Linked DNA regions of Homo sapiens: regions 2 and 3 are each linked to region 1. Evidence: chromatin contacts called from ENCODE Hi-C or POLR2A ChIA-PET data. All regions are on one chromosome and are shown on one strand. The core of a region is the stretch at or near the end of the contact, and the rest is flanking DNA. Distances in the headings are between cores, read along the strand shown. Region 1 holds the start of BCL2L11 (BCL2 like 11). Region 2 holds the start of ACTR3 (actin related protein 3). Region 3 holds the start of SLC35F5 (solute carrier family 35 member F5).

Region 1 (3,943 bases), core at 654-3,153:
GCAGCGCAGGAGACAAAGCCCGGGACTCGGGTTCAGAGTCCCCGGCGCAGCGCAAAGCCCGCGCCTTCCCGCCAGCCCGCCGCCGCGCTCCGCCGGGCAGCCGAGGGCTCCGCACGCCGCGCCTCTGGCCCGCGCTGCCCCGGCCGCAGCCGCCGGGAACATCCTCCGCCTCCTCCCGCTCCTCCCCTCGCGCTCTGCGCCCGCCGCCGCCGGCACCGCCGACCTCCCCGCGCCGCTGGCGCCGGGTGCCCGCGTTCCCAATTGGTCCGCGCGCGGTCGCTCCGCGCCGCAGCCAATCGGCAGCCGCGGTGGGGGCGGCGCCTACGGGTCAGGCCGCCAAAGGCGAGGCGATTGTTGACAAACTCGCCTCCGAGCGCTGCTCTGGCCGTGGTCGTGGCGGCTGCCGCTTCGTCGGAGGATTTGAGGGCCGGCTGGCCCGGCCACCCTGCCCATCCCTGTGCTCCTTCCGGACACAAGCCTTAGCAGCTCCCGCCGTCCTGGACAGCCAGTCACCTGGAGACAAAGCAGGACTTGCGCCGCGCCCGGACCCGCAGGGCCATCCCCAGGCCCAGTCCTCGCCACTTGTCCTTGTTTTGGCCCGTCGGGGGCAGACCCTAACGGCCGTCACCGCCCTGGCTGTGGCAACTATTCTCCTCCAACAACTTCCTCTCTCTCCTGGTGCGCCGCAGACACGAGTCAAAGCCGAAGAGCCACCCCTGGCCGCGGACGCGCACGTCCGCGACCATCGAGTAAATTCACACCCTCCGCCCTGGCGTCCGTCGGGCCCTCCACCAGCAGCGCCAACCCTGGGGCAACAGGTCCCAGAGGGCACGGCGCCGCCAGCCTGCACCGCGAACCGGGTCGGGTGTGCTCGGGCATGCGTGAGCCGCTAAGATAGCCCGGCCCAGGGACCGAGCAGGTTCTGCCGGCCGCGACTAGTCCCCTGCGCGGTCCAGGTGGTCAGGGGAGGACCTAGATTTCTCGCTGCCAGGGAATCGTGCGGATGGCACAGGCCGCAGGACTCCTGCAGAGCAAGCAGGGGCCCCAGGTACGCTTGAGAAAGCGAACGCAGCAGTGGCCCCGAAACCTTGGCCTGAATGAGTAAAAGGAAAAGCCGTGTCTCGTCAGTTAAATCACCACCGCAGTTCCGCAAATCCTCCGCAACAGGCCCACGCGCCCCAAAAAACCAAGACACGAAACACCCTCACACTGCGCGGCCGCTACTCTGAGGGCGCCGGAGCCGGCGGCGAGACTTTCCAGCTGGGCGCACAGCCCGATACTACGAGCAGGTCCTCAGCTCCCGGGCCGGCGCCGAAAGGCACGCGCTGCCTCTCCTCCTGCCCGGACCTACGACCCTTCACCAGGCCCGCGCGCAGCATCCCGTCCCAAGCCGCACTTCGGCCAAGAGCCTGCAGGTTCCGCGTGAACGACTTTTCTTTAAAGAGAACCTGCCCGAGAGGGAACCCGATCCACACGGATCCCCACCTCCCGCCGGCGACAAGCGGCGCCGATGCAAGCGTCTCCGCTCGCACGTGCACGGGAAGCGGGCAGTAGGTGGTGCCGTTCGGGCTCCAGCGCTAGTCTTCCTTCGGTGCCAGGCCCGCGCCCCGGGATTTGGAGGTATTTACCTTGCGTTTCTCAGTCCGAGAGTCAGAGTCAGACATTTGGGGGAACAAGGGCCAAGAAAGGGCGCCGAGGCGGTGGCGGCGGGAACGCAGCGAACCGAATACCGCGATGATGCGATCGCAGTGTGGCAGGGTTCGCAGGGTGGCTGCAAGAATCAAGTGGTGGTAGTGGCGGCGGCGGCGGCGGCGGCGGCGGCGGCGGCGGCGGCGGCAGCGGCAGCGGCGCTGGACGCAGAGCTCCAACAAACTGCAGACCAGGCGGCTGCGCGGAGCGAAGTGAAACCTGCGCGGCCCTGCAGCCCAGCTCTGGCTGGCGGCCCCGCTCCTACGCCCAATCACTGCGGACCCCGCCCCCGCTAGGTCCCGCCCCGGCGCGCGGGCTGGCAAGCTCCGCCCCCCTCGGCGCCGCGGCCGCCGGCGCGTGCAGGCTCGGACAGGTAAAGGCGGGGGTTGCCCCGCTGGGTTGCCTCCCGCGCGCGCCGCCGTCCCTGGCGTGTTTACCGGAGTAACTCTGCCTGCTGGCGGCCATGTGCGCGCCCATCCCCCACCCCGAAGTGTACCCTAGCCTCCCGCTCACCTACCCCAACCCGGCGGCGGCCGCGGCGTGCGCGGCACAGAGGGGGCGCTCCGGTCACAGCCTCCGCTGGCCCGGCCGGCGGTGTGAAGCCTCGGGAGGCGCCCTGCGCTCTCACTGTGCCCTGAGTTTCTAAGCCGCTCTGGGGCAGGCGCGGGGACTGGGTTGGTCCTCGCGAAGGCGCGGGGCGAGGTCTTTGAGCTCTCCTCCCTCTGAGGGTCCCTGGCGCCGGGCGGGACGCGGATCAGCAGGCTGCGCATCTTCCTCGCCCGGGCCTCTCGCGGGACTCAGGCACCCTCCTCCTGCCACCCCGCAGGGGCTCTCCAGCTTTTCTTCCGCGCCCAGTCGCCCTAAGAGACAGAGGCCGTGGGGGCAGGACGCGCCCAGAAAACGGCCAGGCGCGGTCCCAGTGGGCGTCTTCGCCGCCTCCCGGGTGAGGGCGGGAGGCATGTGCAAAGCAGGTAAAATAGGGAAATGAAAAAAGCACTCAGAAAAAAAAATCCTTTTAGGAAAAAAAAAAACGAGGTGAATGGCGGCCTCCAAGTGAGAGAGAACGTTGCGCACTGCATTTGGCTAGGACCCCCAAGATTTGCTGGGCTCGCAGATAACCTCGTAGGAGCTCCCTCGACTGGCTGAGGCCAGTGAAGGCAGAACAGCTGAGTTCGGGCCGCGGTGCGGGAGCGCAAAATACCCCGTCCCTCCTCCCCTCCCGCCTCCCCACCCATCCCTTTCCTCCCTGGAGTCCGCAGCACCTCACTCTACCTCCCAGGAGACCAAACTCCATGCCGCCTCTCCAGTCCTCTGAGTCTGCACCCGGGTCTGCTCTCCCAACGCGTGGCTGGCGCCCCAACCCCGGCCCTCCTGTCTGCTCCTCCCGCGCCTCAGTTCCCCAGCCCCAGCTTCTAGACAACTGCAGCGGGGGTGTGGGAGGTGGATCGGGAAATGGAACATCCCGCAGGTGAGGTCAGGCTAGATGGATTAAGGAAACTCTGTAAAGGGACCACCCTACACACCACCGCAGCCGGCAGGGAGAAGGAAGGGGCCTTGCCGTAGAGGAGCAAGTGAGGAGGCGTTGTCCCGCCGTCCGGCCGCCTGGAGCAGTTTTTAAATTCATAAGCGCTTCTGTAACGTCAGTGGGACACAGCGCAGCCCCATGCCAAAGTCTCAGCGCATTTTCGGGTGAATTTTGAGCGAGGTGAAGGAGGCCTTGGGTTCCCGGAGTCGCTGGAGGACGCGCGTCGGGCCCCGCCCAGTTATTTCGCTGCAAGAGGGAAAAGGCACGAGCGTGGACACGGCTAAGTAGACTCGGAGGCCGGAGATCGGTCCTAACCGGGCCTCGAAGTTCCTACCGCGGACGAACTTTGCTCTTCGCGGCCGTCCCGCGTCGCACCCGGGGAAAAGCAACACAACTTGCTGCGCGGGCTGAGAGCCCGAAGCCCGCCGCACGCCGCAATGCTCCGCGCTCCCCGCGGGGTCGGGCGACTCAGACAGGGACCGGAAAAGAACCACGCAGAAGAAAGCCCTATTTCTTGTCGTCTGTTCCTGTGCAGCCTTGCAGCCTCGCCGCCCCCGCGTCGCTCGCTCTCGCGACCCTGTGAACACTTTGAAAAACAAGAGTCGGGGGAAGCAACGGGCTAAGCGCTGCTATTTGGGGCACTAAAAGGAAGCCGGCCAGAGGTGGCGGGTTCATGCGTCCCCCGAGACCCAGGCCGCGTCGGGGGCCAAGAGCCCTTACAGCCTTCTC
Region 2 (3,943 bases), core at 808-3,307, 2.8 Mb before region 1:
GGGGGAAAATGGAGATTAGAAAAGTAACATACTACTTGAGATGTTACCATATTATTTCTCAGGGCCACAATTATTTACACTATTTTTTTGAAAACGCAGTAATTTCTAAAGCATTAATTATGTAGCAATATTCGTCACTTTAACAAAACACATTTGAAAAGTCCTATCCTACTGACTCAGGCCAAATCTAATTTTAAAACTGAACCTAGACATAAAAATACTCACCAATTAGACTAAGAAGGGAGAAATAAAAAAAATTATTGGTTCAGAGAAATGAGACTGAATTAAGGAAAAACTTTTAAATAAAGTGTTCATCAAAAAAATACATAGAAGTTCCAAGGCTAGTGTTTTCCTAGGAGAATATTAAGAAGTTGGTGGTTTCTCTCTACCTAACTGGGATTTTAGAAACTGCCACACTAGCTAGTTATGAGAATGAAGATTAAAGAAATTTCACATAAAGAGTGAAGGACACACAATCTTTTAAGTAACAATAATGAAATCAATAATTATAATTAATAATAAAAAAAAAAGCCTGACAGTCCACCTCTTACTGACTTCCCCCTCAAAAAAAAAAAACTGGGAGTGTTCTGGGAATTGGAGAGATGTCATCAGCACAGAAAAAAAAACCACTTTCCTATATGTCATCCTGAAGCAGTGATTCTACATAAAAATAAGGGTAGTCTATTCTCTATGCAGTTATGAGTGTGGTACAACTCTCTAAAACGTCTATTAATACAAAATGAACGACCACACTTTAAAGCCACTCTACATTTTCGCAAACTACCCTACATATCTACGAGTAACTATTTGCAACTTAAACACCCTCCTATATACCTCTATACCTTCCTGCTTCCTTCAAGATACCATCACAGAATGAACGAATACAACTTAAATTAGTTTATTTTCCAGGGTGCTTCCTTTCCCCCACTCCATGAAACATAAGTACATTTTTTTAAGTCATATAAATGGACACCAAGCACCGGTAATTCAGTCTCTTTAAAACCTGCTTAAAAGTTCTAGTAAGATGTGCTCAGGTTGGAAACTAAAAACTACCTTATAAGGGTATAAAAGACTGAAAGCAGGAAGCGGCTTTGACAAAACTAAGGAAGTTGCAGCGCGCTTGCTCACTGGGGGACTTTTTTGAGGCTACAGAAGTAACACATGACATCTTTCTCCCTCGAATTAAAATGTGACTTGGTTCACCGGTTAAAACGCAGAGGGAGATGGAAATGACCAGGAGTCGAAAGGAGAAGGTGGGTGGTCAAATGAAAGCCCCACTGTAGGTTCCCATTTTCAGAGTCCGATTCTTCCCTTTCCCCACCCACACCCTGGGCAGAATGTTGTCACAGCGATCTTGTCAAACCTACCAGGAGCGCTTCTCTTTTCTAGCTCCCCTGCCAGGCCAGTCCCCGAGCTCGGCCCCTGGGTCCCCAAACCGACTGGCAAAAACGGGCGCGGAGGGAAAGGAAAGCCGGATGGGTCGGGCCCGGGGACCACCCCCAAGACGACCGTCCCCAGCGCCCTTTGGGCGGCGCTGCCCACCGTAGTGGGGGAAGGGCCGGGAGGGGTCGCGCGGAGAAAGCCGCTGGGAGGGTTGGGGGTTGAATCTCGGGCCCGCGCCCCCGCCCCAGTCCCAGGAGGGAGAAACGAGGGGACCCGCGAGGCCCTGGCTGCGGGCCCCACCCCTCGCTGGCCGGCGGGTCTAGGACTGACAGCCGGCGGCGGCACCTCGCCGCACCATTCATTTCCCGGCCTCCTCCCTCCCCCGCCATCTTCCTTCCTCCGCCTCAGTTTCCCCACCCCCGCCCGTAAGCCCCCTTACCCCGTGCCACAGTCCACCACACAGGCCGGCAGCCGTCCCGCCATCTTCCTCCTCGCCTGCTGCTGCTGCTGCCGCCGTCTGCTCCGTGCTGCTAGGGGCCAGAGATTGGCGGCGGGAGACAAGGGCTATCTGACCATCCACAGCTGGGCCGCCTTCACCGTCCGGGGGGTAGCCGGGAAGCCGAAGCAGTAGCAAGAAAGCAGCAGGCTCGGTCGGCGGCTATCACTTCCGCAACCCAGGCAGGCAGGCAGTCCCCGCCCTGCCCCGCCGCGGCCTCCTCCCCCTCTCTCTTCCCTCCTCCTCACTCCTGCCCCCACCCTACAACTTCTTCCCCTCACGCCGCCTTTCCCCGGGAAGCCAAGATGGCCGCCGGTGCCGACGCCCCGGCCAGGCCAGGCCCAGGCCCCCAGCGCTCCCCCTTCCGCTCCGAGCGGGAGGGGCTAGCGAGCATGCGCAATAAGGTACGTTCGCCTGCCTGGGCTCCGATCCTGAAGTTGGTGAAATCCACTGCGGGTTTTCCAGGAGTGTAGAGGCGGAGAAGTCTATCCGAGCTTCCAGTTCTGCTTCTGAAGCTGGAAGGGGCTTTTCGGTTGTAACCCTTGGGTTAGTTTCAGTTACTTCTTTGCTAGGTTGAGGAAAGGGTGGAAGCGCCTCCTGCAGCCACGAATATCCTCCAGTGCCTGAGAGAAAACGGCCTAATCGAAAACGTCCGCGGCATACATCCATTCTTAAAACTTGAGTGGCTGCTTTTCTGGGTGGAAAAGAGCGGTATCAGACAGGGTGAGCAGTCGGGGAACGGATGAACAAAGACTTGCACCGTGGCCCTGATGCCTTTGTTCCGAGTTCTATTCAGTTGTACTTGTGCGTTGTTACAGGACTTTAGAATGCAGCCCTGCCCCCCAACCCCCACCTCCCAGGGCCGACCTGTGCTCCTAGGAAGGCAAACCTCCCAGGAATATATTCTGCATAACTATACAAATAGGCCTTTATTCAAGGCTTTTGGATTATGACAAAGATTACCCTCAGGAGTAGTAAGATTCTACTAGCAGGATAATAGAAAGGATTAAGGCTCCCCTCCAAAGAAAATTTTTTTAAGTTAGAAACGGAGGCGAGCCGCAGTGGGTCATGCCTGTAATTTCAATGCTTTGGAAGGCCGAGGTGGGAGGATAGGATAGCTTGAGGCTAGGAGTTCGAGACCAGCCTGGGCAACATGGGGAGACCCCCCCCCATCCCTCCAAAAAAGAAAAGAAAACTGGAAAGCCTTAAAGAAACCTTTCAAACTTTAGTGTGTATCAGAATTACCTGAAAGGTTTGTTAAAACAGATTGCTGGGCCATACCCCCAGAATTCTCTGACTGGGCTATCGGAAATAATGCCTGAGAATGTGCATATCTAATAAGTTCCTAGTTCCACTTTAGGACCCTAGAAGGTTAGTATCTTTCCTCTCTACCAGGCTTATCTTAGGATGAACCGTTCGGGGTTTGCTGATGTGAAGCTAAAACAAAAATATTCTTTAAAAGGAGGGATGTCTTATTCAGTCCATAAGATCATCTAATGTATTAAGCTGGCTTGGGGGATGAATCGGGTGTTTCATTCATTCATTTGACAGGTAAGCATTGCTTACCTACTCTATTATGACGGGGTCTGTGCTGACTCCGAATATTCGGTGGGATGCAAAATAGTTAAGTGCTCTTGTAGAGTTTACAGATTAGCGGAAAACAGACAAATTGTGTTAAGAGCAATAGAAAGAAGAGAGCGGAGGACTCTGAGAAATGAAGGCGAGGAGTGGGAGAATGAGAGGAAGGTGGAAGGCAGGTAAGGAGTCTGACCAGCTGGTATTTAAAAGCTAAGATGGGGGGAAGAGTCTCCCAGGAGAGTGAACAGCAAGTGTCAAGGACCTGAGGCAGGAACAAGCTTGGCTTCTTCCACAAATTGAAAGAAGATCCATATGAAAGAGTCAGAGAAGATGCAATGGGAGATGAAGACTGAGAGATAAGGAAGAGTGAAACAGTGCAAGAATTTGTAGACTGCTCTAAGCATTTTAAAGTTTATCTTAAAAGCAGCTTGATAAATTAGATTTATGGTAATTAGTTTAAAAATAAAAATAAAGCAACTTGAAAGG
Region 3 (3,943 bases), core at 470-2,969, 2.6 Mb before region 1:
AAATAAAAAACAAACTGGTGCCAGACTAATGTGATTAATGTCTGCAACCAAATTTCCCCTAAGTAGTAATACCAAGTAGTTGGTTAAGGATTTATTTATTTATTTATTTATTTTGAGACGGAGTCTCGCTCTGTTGCCCAGGCTGGAGTGCAGTGGCGCGATCTCGGCTCACTGCAAGCTCCGCCTCCCGGGTTCACGCCATTCTCCTGCCTCAGCCTCCCGAGTAGCTGGGACTACAGGCGCCCGCCACCACCCCCGCCTAATTTTTTGCATTTTTTTAATAGAGACGGGGTTTCACCGTGTTAGCCAGGATGGTCTCCATCTCCTGACCTCGTGATCCACCTGCCTCGGCCTCCCAAAGTGCTGGGATTACAGGCATGAGCCACCGCGACCGGCCTGGTTGGTTTTTTTTTTTACTCTGCACAATAGGTTTCTGAATGACTTATTAGAGGTGTTTGATGCTGATAGTTTGAAACTGATTCGATCAATTAAAAAATGTTCATTGGTATTGTTTTATTAGTTGCTAGAATATGCATTCAACTTCACTGAAACGAGACTTAAAAGGTAAGAGGTACACTACATCGCGACTATAGGAGTAAGAAAATTTAATTTCTTCACGCCATCTGACCAAGATGTTAAATTACTGAACCCTTTAGTCTTGTTTTTGTTTTGTAGATAGAAATCAAGATGCTGGACAAACCTTTCTCATGGAATAGTCAAAATATTTAAGGAACAAATCTATACAGTTTAATAACTGCCAACATTTGGCAGGGCTCATGCCTGTAATTCCAGCACTTCGGGAGGTCGAGGCGGGCGGATCACTTAAGACTAGGAGTACGAGACCAGCCTGGCCAACATGGCGAAACCCTGTCTCTACTAAAAAATATAAAAATTAGCCGGGCATTGGTGGCTTGCGCCTGTAGTCCCGGCTACACTGGAAGCTGAGGCTGGAGAATCGCTTGAGCCCGGGAAGCAGAGGTTGCAGTGAGCTGTGATTGTGCCACTGCACTGCAGCCTGGGTGGCAGAGAAAGACCCTGTCTCAAAACAAACGAACGAACAAAAAATTGCTGACGTCTGTGAGGTTCTTATTATGTGCCATGAATTGATCTACGTCCTTCACATATGTAAACTCATGCAATCCTAGCATACACACAAAAAACCAATGTGGCAGGTACTATCATTATCGTAGACAAGGAAACCGAGGACCAGAGAAGTTGAAGTAGCTTGGCCTAGGATGTAGGTTGTAACTCCTAGAGCTGAGATCTTGTTTATATACAAAAGGTTTCAAGAATCAAAAGTACTCTAAGCCACTTTGCGTTTCGGCTGTCATCGAGAAAGGGATATCCGAAGTTTCAGGTTCGCAGTTTGTGAAACGGAACGGCCAGCTTTCGTTCTAAGGCGGGCGGAGGTTTAGCCACTCCCTCGTCCTTTGCTCTGCCCCAGACACCCACGCTCGCTTTCCTCTTCTTCCTCCACCTCGCCCTACTTCCCTTCTTCCTATCTTCTCTCTTCTTTCGCCTCGCCGCCGCGAGCCCTCGCTCGGCGACCAGAGCCTCGCATTACTTCCCCTAGCTCCGCCAAGCCTCGCTGCATACGCGACCGCGCGCAGTCCGCCGTCGCGCCCCTATGACGTCACCCGCGCGCCACCGCTTCCGGGCTGGGGACTGGGGGCGGGGCCGCGCGGAGGGCAAGCCGGGGGCGGGGCCGGGGCCAGAGCAGATCTCCGGGCCTCCGCGGCCATAGCTGACTGTGCCGTCCCTTCCCCTCACCCGCTCCACGCCCTCCTGGGCCGAGTGGAGTTGGGTGGTGTCGGGAGCCTCTCCCTGAGGGGCACCGCGTCTTCAGGAGCTGGGCCTCCAGTGCGGCGCGATGTCAGGCGCGGTGACAGCTCTGTGAGTCCGAGGCCGCGGCCGTGGCGCTGGGCGGCTGCGGGGCCTGACCGGTCCGCTCATGGTGCCGCCACGACGCCATCGCGGGGCAGGAAGGCCAGGTAGGCAGGCAGGGAAGGGCCCCGACATCACCGGAGCCCAAACCGGGACGGAGTGCCCACCAGCAGCACCACCTCCTGCCCTCGGTGGCAGCAGGAGCGCCTTGACCGAAACCGTGAAGGTCTCTAGGGGCGGAGGGAGCGGGAGCTGACAGGGGCGCCGGAGCCCTGCGCCCACCGCTGGCAATTGAGGAAGCCGTGCGTGCGCCCTCGCCTCGGCTCCCCGGGGAGGCGTCGCTGCCTTAACTGTCTTCCCCGCTCCAAAACAGAAGGATGATTTCTTTTCCCAGCTGTTTCTTTTAAAATGACTGGATGTTTTGATAGAGGTGGGTGGAGGAGCATGGAGAATCCTTTTCTTTTACCACTTGAAGAGATTGGAAAGGTGCCTTCAAGACCCACAGCAAATCACTTACTCTCCGATAACCAAATTCCACTCCAGCAGATCAGGGACAGAAAAGACACTTTTAGAAACAGTGTCTAGACGCTGTCCCCAGGGATGGATTCCTCTGGATGGAGAGGTGAATGGAGTTCCGTATTTGTGAAACTCAGAGAAGCTATTTTCTGGTAGTTAACTGTTCTTAAATGTGCCGTATGTTGTATATTACTCCCCCTCCCTGCCCGCCCCGTATCGCGTATCTCTCTAAGTATAATCTGAAGCGTGCAGTGGATACCATGAAAGTACTGAGAAAGGTGGCAAGTATGTTTAACACATTTTGGTCCTTTTCATTGATTTGCTTTGAGTTTGAAGATGAAGAGTAAAAAACGATGTGATGAATCTTACCTTGAGTTATTCACGTTTTCATAGCATAATTTCATGGTTGTTTTTAGGGGTGCTGAGTTCTTCACCTCCTTTTAGACTGAGATCTGCCAAGTTTTCCGGCATTGCTCTTGAGGATCTCAGAAGGGCTCTTAAGACAAGGTAGATTCCACGTTTATCCTCTATGTAACTTTCACACTGAACATTAGCTAACAAAAGTCAAATGTTTCTGTTATACTAATGTTCTCATTTTTAATGGTTGTTTTTCTAAAATCATCTCTAATGTGATCTGTATTTTCTAAAAAACAGACTGCAAATGGTGTGTGTATTTGTCATGAACCGAATGAATTCCCAGAACAGTGGTTTCACTCAGCGCAGGCGAATGGCTCTTGGGATTGTTATTCTTCTGCTTGTTGATGTGATATGGGTTGCTTCCTCTGAACTTACTTCGGTATGTACCTTTGGTCCAGGAATGATGTTACATTACAGCCACAATGTTAACTCTTAACCTGTAGTAACTCTAGCCGTTACAATCTCCTGCTTTCTAAAAGCAGTATCTTAAATACTATTGAATTTTTAAAAAACGTTGAATTATTGCCACTTGAAGTTAAAACTGAAAGGATGATCCTTTTTATTGTTTCATACAGTTTTCTTGTATCTTTTAGGGAGGGTTACTTAGAGAGACTATGCATATTTTCTTACATTTGAAAGTGTAACTCGTGGCTTTTTTTCTAAATTCAAATTCTTTCTGTAAATATTATTTTCTAGTGAAATAACTGTCAGGATGCAAAACAATGTCACCATTTAGTAGAAGGTTCAGAGTGCTTTTGGACAAATGAGTAAAAATAATGAGTTTTCATGTATAGGTCACTGTTACAATGCCCATGAGTGGTTGCATCCACATTTATGCTTGCTGACTCAAACCTTATTATAAGATGCATGGTATACCTCATAATTTTCCTTCAGTTAAATTGTATCTTGACAGTTTCCTTCAGTTAAATTGTGTCTTTATTGATGACCTATTGGTAGTAATGTGGCATTTTGAATTTGCAAGCTAGTTTTTCTTTCTACTTGTATACTTTATTCTGCTTGGTTAATGATCCCTATAAAAAGCAACTTTTATTTTCAGAAGTCTGCATTTCAACTTCTACGTTGCAATTTTAAGGCGAATATACAGCAGGAAACTGGCATTTATAAA

The links. Hi-C counts contacts between places; a loop is a spot of excess contacts on that map. ChIA-PET counts read pairs that join two places held with the same protein, here RNA polymerase II (POLR2A). Pooled maps may share reads with other maps.
Region 2: a loop to region 1 is called in a map of CD8-positive, alpha-beta T cell, with 22 times the contacts of the local background. The contact joins the promoter of ACTR3 here to the promoter of BCL2L11 in region 1. A Hi-C loop is called at or near these places in 2 of 168 maps with a recorded cell type or tissue (CD8-positive, alpha-beta T cell and naive thymus-derived CD4-positive, alpha-beta T cell) and 8 of 50 pooled maps.
Region 3: a map of naive thymus-derived CD4-positive, alpha-beta T cell shows a loop between it and region 1 (12-fold over the local background). The contact joins the promoter of SLC35F5 here to the promoter of BCL2L11 in region 1. A Hi-C loop is called at or near these places in 1 of 168 maps with a recorded cell type or tissue (naive thymus-derived CD4-positive, alpha-beta T cell) and 7 of 50 pooled maps. POLR2A ChIA-PET finds 5 or more read pairs at or near these places in 1 of 52 experiments (CD4-positive, alpha-beta memory T cell).

Annotation. Positions count from the first base shown.
Region 1 is chr2:111,118,874-111,122,816 of GRCh38, reverse strand. It overlaps BCL2L11 (BCL2 like 11), which reads right to left and starts at 1,903. Exons shown (of 4, transcript NM_138621.5): 1 at 1,629-1,903. RefSeq lists silencers at 1-378, 1,171-1,465, 1,799-2,338 and enhancers at 1,349-1,468, 2,619-2,698.
Region 2 is chr2:113,888,203-113,892,145 of GRCh38, reverse strand. It overlaps ACTR3 (actin related protein 3), which reads right to left and starts at 2,057. Exons shown (of 12, transcript NM_005721.5): 1 at 1,823-2,057. The coding sequence starts at 1,866. It overlaps ACTR3-AS1 (ACTR3 antisense RNA 1), which reads left to right and starts at 1,154. Exons shown (of 5, transcript NR_110174.1): 1 at 1,154-1,253. It overlaps LOC124906071 (a long non-coding RNA gene), which reads left to right and starts at 2,379. Exons shown (of 3, transcript XR_007087205.1): 1 at 2,379-3,943. RefSeq lists enhancers at 1,117-1,296, 1,347-1,396, 1,479-2,134, 2,167-2,256, 2,377-2,686 and silencers at 1,527-1,786, 2,027-2,086.
Region 3 is chr2:113,754,418-113,758,360 of GRCh38, reverse strand. It overlaps SLC35F5 (solute carrier family 35 member F5), which reads left to right and starts at 1,719. Exons shown (of 16, transcript NM_025181.5): 1 at 1,719-1,991; 2 at 2,817-2,907; 3 at 3,055-3,196. The coding sequence starts at 1,952. RefSeq lists enhancers at 944-993, 1,174-1,353 and a silencer at 1,564-1,793.